Linked DNA regions of Homo sapiens: region 2 is linked to region 1. Evidence: chromatin loops called from intact Hi-C (ENCODE). Cell type or tissue: OCI-LY7. All regions are shown on one strand. Links, peaks and the distances in the headings refer to the core of each region. The heading gives the core; the rest is flanking DNA.

What was found. Hi-C counts contacts between places; a loop is a spot of excess contacts. Peaks named below come from ENCODE experiments on the same cell type or tissue, not always from the same donor. Only the 100,000 strongest peaks of a DNase experiment are listed, where the experiment ranks them.
Region 2: a loop joins it to region 1, with 2.7 times the contacts of the local background. A loop is called at or near these places in 2 of 110 quality-filtered maps.

Annotation. Positions count from the first base shown.
Region 1 is chr2:111,668,593-111,671,505 of GRCh38, reverse strand. No RefSeq gene overlaps it. Among named protein-coding and RNA genes, the nearest start is that of MIR4771-2, 100 kb to the left of the region's middle. In OCI-LY7, for the core only: a CTCF peak has its summit at 1,428 (motif pointing right); DNase peaks (open chromatin) are centred at 595, 1,025 and 1,435; H3K4me3 peaks cover 1,803 bases; H3K27ac peaks cover 2,399 bases.
Region 2 is chr2:111,027,787-111,030,699 of GRCh38, reverse strand. The region is part of intron 14 of ACOXL (acyl-CoA oxidase like); the gene reads right to left. Among named protein-coding and RNA genes, the nearest start is that of ACOXL-AS1, 86 kb to the left of the region's middle. In OCI-LY7, for the core only: CTCF peaks have their summits at 1,583 and 1,786; a DNase peak (open chromatin) is centred at 1,779.

The DNA of each region.
Region 1 (2,913 bases), core at 245-2,744:
ACTGATCATCCCACTCTTGTTATTCGGGGCTGTCCTCGAGTTTTAATTTACTTATGCTCAAATACCTTGGCTCTGTATTCTTATTGAAATAAGATACACTCATGTGCTCCCACCCTTCACTTCTCCATGGCATGTCTGTGTCTTGGAACATTTTGAAACATGATGGTTATTCCATTAATTAAAAAAAGAAGAAGGAATAGCTGCCACATGTTAAACTCTGCTTCACAAATGAGTCTGAGGAGAAGAGAATGGTATCTTCAAGCCCAGGTAGAGTAATTCTCATCCTACAGCTGACCCAAGGAGCAGCACTGAAGATCAGCAAGGCGAGCCACTCTGACTGGCAGGCAGGTGGCCCCTTCCCTCTGTCCATAGCAGGCCTGAGAGTCACACTGTGGAGGAGAGGGGCGACCTGCCTGCCCTCTTCATCGCCAGTACCACCACTGCTTCTCTCTTTAGCCAAGTTTCTCCCCGTGCCCTGCCTTGTGGAGATCTTCCAATGCGTCCTAAGTCTCTTCCCCAAGAAGACGATGTTGGCTGCTAGCTGCCAAGAGGTGGGGGCTGGGAGCTGGGGGCTGGGGTTAGTGTCTGTGCATAAGGCCACAGCTGCATTGTGCAGGTGGCTGGGACCTCCAGTTTAAAAAGTTTATTTATAGATCACTGTCGAGTTCAGACTTGTCTATAAATGTGAAATGCTCATTCCATGCCCAGGCCCATGCCTGGTTTAGAGCAATTGAAACGAAAAACAAATTTAAAAAGTTAATTTAAAAATTTCAGCTTTACTTAAAATTATTAACATGCACAATTTGTTTTTAAAATAGAGGTGCTCTGGGCATGCTGTCCTAGTTAGCTGTTGGGTTAAGTTGTACTAATGCATAGGTGTTTACCTTTTGGGGTGTGAAAAGGTTGATTAGGGAAGCTGCCCCCGTAGGTCTGCTAGCCACCTTTGCTCCTGTTAAATTAGATCTCTGAAAAATGCTTAGTTCTCAGCACAGGGCCCAGCCTGCAATGTCAGCCCAGGCCCCAGCGTGTGCATTATCATATACTATTATTATTGCCACACAGGCAGGCCCGCCTCTCTGAAGCTGTGTTGCTGAGGATGAAATGTCAGAATTGAGGCTGCACTCAAGCCAGGGCATATTTCCTGATTGCTCTGTATTCACAAATATGTGTCCGTCAAGTCACAGAGCACTTCCTGACGGACACCTCAATGGCCTTCTGTGCTGGAGGTGGACGTGATCTGAAGGCTGTGCCGCAGCCTCATATGGGCTGTCCCTCCCAGGGAGGACCTGCACCCCAAGCCCCCTCCTCTGGCCACAGCCTTTGAGCTGAAGGAGAGTGGTGATGCAGCGGGAGGCACTTTTGCGGGGCTCGTCATGGTTTTTCAATGGGTTGATCTGTTGACCAAAACTCTGGAGACATCTTAGATCCCCTTCTGTTACCACAAGAGGGTGTTTTAAAACAACCTTGCAAGTTCTCATAACTAAATACACTTAAATTTCCATTTGCTCTAAAACCAAGGCAGCATGTCACACGCAGAGTGGGCACAGTGCAGTGGAAAGGCTGACCTCACAGAGGGTGACCAGCAGCCGCACAGGCGGGACAGTCGCCCTCAGCGTTCATTCTCCGTGTTCTTGGCCCCCTGACTCAGCCCTCCCTTGGTTTATGGTGAGTGTTTAATGTCCACCTTCACTTCTAGACGTACGGGTGGGACTTTTCTGTCTTGTTCACCTCTGTGTCCCCAGCTGGTGCCTGACAACTAGTAGGTGCCCAGCACAAAGTTGTGAACAGACTAAATGGATGGGTGCTATTTTATATTTAATGGTTTAGAAATGCTTGTGAATGGAGTTTAAATTAAAAAAAAATCAAAATTGATTTAGAGAAATTGAGCTTGATTATATTAAAAAAAAAAACAAAAACAACAAAAAAAGCAACCCTCCTCACACCCCTCATCAAGCGCACACACACCTTGAAAAAGGGCGGGAATGCCAAGATGTTAACTGTGCTTGTTTACTGATGGTCAAACTAGGGATGGATTTTCCATGCTTTTTGAAAGTAATTTTTAATGTTTTCCAAACTGTCATCAATACATGTATATTGCCTTTATTCCATGGCAAATAAATGCAAAGTAAACAGAAAAATCAAATCTTTCACTTTTTCTTTTCTGAATCACAAAAATCCAGTAAGTTGGGTGGGAGAGCAGGGCCCTCAATGGTGGGGAGCACCTGTCCTAGGTCACCTGTGTTATGTGACTTAGGGGGTGAATAAATGTATTTTTTTGTTTTTGGTCATGCTCTGTAATCAAGTGTGCAGCTTGGATCAGGCCAGTAAGAAACTCAGCAATGTCAAAAGCGGGCACAGGGATTCCACCACTGCTGCCTGGCCATGCGCGTGGTCTACTCCAGTCATGCAAGTTTGGTTCTTTGCTCTCATGATGGTTAGTTTTACATGTGAATTTGTGTGGGTCGCAGGACACTCTTGGATGTGTCTGTGGGGTGTTTCAGAATGAGGTTAGTATTTGAATCAGTGACTCTGTCAGGGAGACCTCTCTCCCCAGTGTGGGTGGTGCCATTCAATCCACTGAGGGCCTGAACAGAACACAAGACAGAGGAAGGAGGAACTTGCCTCTTTTCTACCTCACTGCTTTAGCTGGGGCATCTCAACTCATTTTCTCCACCCTCGGCCTGGGATGTATATCATTAGCTCTCTGGGTTCTCAGGCCTTGGGACTCGGTCTGAATTACACCACTGGGTCTCCAGCTTGTTGATGGCAGATCATGGAGTTTCTCAGGTTCCATAATGTGTGAGCCAATACCTCAGAATAAATCACACACACACGCACACACACACACACACACACACACACGTACATGTATTCACTGTTTCTTTGTGTAGCCTCAGATTTGCAGTGGAACAT
Region 2 (2,913 bases), core at 90-2,589, 640 kb after region 1:
CACTCAATGTATCTGCTTCTCATTTGTATTTAACTCACACCCTGACGTGCCCTCTCAGTTAAATAGTTACTTGCTTCCCTGCAGCTCTGCGGTTTCTGCGGGGCCTGGAGATCCACATGTAAAATCCCTGCTGTAACACAGTGCTTTGTGCTCCGGTGGAAAAACAGCGCTGCTGAAAGCCTCTACCCATGTATAATTTAGCAACATCACCTGGGGCCGCAGGCACAGTTTGGAGGACAATGTCATGGGTGCCTCGGGATCCACACCTAACTGGGGCATCTCATGACAATCGAGGGAAAGGATAATGTCTGCTTTGCTCCCTGAATTGATATCTCTCTGCACTGGTGTCACAATTACAACTGAAAGGGTGTGGCAGATGCATGCAACTCTCAGGGAACAGCCTGCAGCAGAACATCTTGGCAGGGGGAGGACAAGAGCTGGCCAGACACTTCTGGAAGTTCTGGAAGGAGATGCTGAAGCTCTACCCATTCCACTGTAAAGGACAACACCAGGAAATCCCAGTTAATATGGTTTAACCTCCTAATCATGCACCGACTATCCCCCACCATTGCATGGGAGGCAGAGAAGAATAAAACACTGTGCACATGTGTCCAAATAGAATCAAGGGCACTTTTTAATTGCTTTTTTTTTTTAAACTCAATGTGTAGAGTAAGTTTTTCACTGGCCTGATCAAAAGAAAACCAGGGACAGAAAACTAACTGGCTGTGCAATGCAGACCCCTGCCTGAAGAAGGGACTTCAGGTGGGAAACTTTGCAGAAAGCCCTGTGCAAAGCTGGCTACAACTGCACCCCTCAGAGTATGAGGAAAAAGGAAAAAAAACCACAACAAGTTCAAGTGAAGAGGAAAGGCCCCTTGAAGGCCTACCAGCCAGCTCCCAAGTGCTCTTCCTTATATGTCAATATCTTGGTGCTGTTGCAGGACATTGGAGCAGGCTCAGTGTAACCTCACCCCTGCTGGCAAGAGGCTCCCTGGCCCCACCTCCAGACCCGCCCCAGGCAGGAAGAAGAGCACCCAGGTCTTGGGGCATGCTGATGGAAAGGCAGCATTCCTAGAATAGGAAAGCAACTGACTGAGAAGCCTCTGTCCCCTTGAATTAGAGTTTATTGGTAGGAAATAAGAGGCTGAAGCCAACTGCGGGCTTCACAGTGATCCTCACGCCCAGATGGGCTGACCTAGGAGCAGTATAGGCTCTACACACCATTCTGCTGTCAAGTGGTCAAAATGAACGCATCAGAAGGTCAAATTCTGGCTCGGCCTCCAAGTGCAGAGACAGCATTAACTTCGAGAGTATTGCTGGCAACCATTATAACCCTCTAATTGCCTATGCAATGCACAAGATTTTAAAATATATGTATTGCACAAACAATATTGTGAAACAACAGAAATCAACTCTCTCATCTTAAAAAAACCTTAATACGAGGTTCCAGGAGGGGATTTAAAAAATGATATGGCTGTTCTTTGCTTCAGGCAATAAACATGCTACTGAAAACCTATGTGTAAATACAGTCTTATGCCAACTAAGTCCTTCTTAAAAATGCACCAGAAAACAGGCTCTGTTTTAAGCACTTAATTGTATTTGCTCATTAAGTCTTCAGAAGCTCTGGAAGTAGATTTTATTAAGATCTTCATTTTGCAGGTAGGAAATTGCAACACAGAAATGTTCAGTAACTTGGACAAGGTTGCAGAGCTGAGTTGGAACAGGGTGCCCAGGCCTCTGAGCCCACATCCCTAACCATGGGCTACACTGCCTCCCAATGGACTGAGAGTGAGTTAGTTCCCTGGCAAAACCTGCCCCTCCCAAGCATGCTGTTTATAAAGATGGATGATCACACATGGTCACATTTAATATCAACAACATCCCATACTTAAATCTTTGAATGAAAAGATATGACTATTTCCTGATAAAGCATCACACAGCTAAGACAAAGAGCTGAATGCATAAAGAAGTTTCCCCATATCCATTCGCCTTTCTTTTCTTGAAAAGCCTCAAATAGATTTGGGCAGCCATACAGCCAATTAAAAAAATACTTTCCTGCAGAGGATCTACAAAAAATGTCAGCTAACATCATACTTAAAGGTAAAGGCTGAGTGCTTTCCCCTTAAGTTCAAGTAGAAGATGAGGATTCTGTTATCAGCACTTCCTTTCAACACCAAAATGGAGATTCTAGCCAGGGCAATAAGGCAAGAAAAGGAAATTAAAGGAGATTAAAAAGGAATAAGTAGGCCAGGCACAGTGGCTTAAACCTGCAAACCCAGCACTTTGGGAGGCCGAGGAGCTCAGAGGGCTGAGGTGGGAGGATTGCTTGAGCCTGGGTATACTGAGCCAAGATCATGCCATTGCACTCTAGCCTGGGTGACACAGTGAGACCCTGTCTCAAAAAAACTCCAAAACAAACAAAAAGGAGTAAGTAAGACTGACTCCACTCAAAAAGACATGATTGTCTATGTAGAAAAATCTTAAGAAATATTTATTTATTTATTTATTTTTGAGACAGGGTCTCACTCCTGTCACCCAGGCTTGACTGCAGTGGCATGATCATGGCTCACTGCAGCCTTGACCTCCTGGGTTCTTGCAATCCTCCCAACCTCAGCCTTCTGGGTAGCCGGGACTACAGGTGCACAACACCATGCATGGCTAACTCTTCTGAATTTTCAGTAGAGATAGGGTCTTGCTGTGTTGCTGGATCTGGTCTCAAACTCCTGGGCTCGAGTGATCTGCCAGCATTGGCCTCCCAAAGTTGCTGGAATTACAGGTGTGAGCCACTGTGCCCAGCCTAAGAAATATATAATAAAGCTGTTAGAGAAATAGGAGCACAGGAGAACCAAGGTGACATCATTTTAAAATCAACTCCATCTTAAAACTAGCAAGGCACATTCCTTGCCAGTCATGA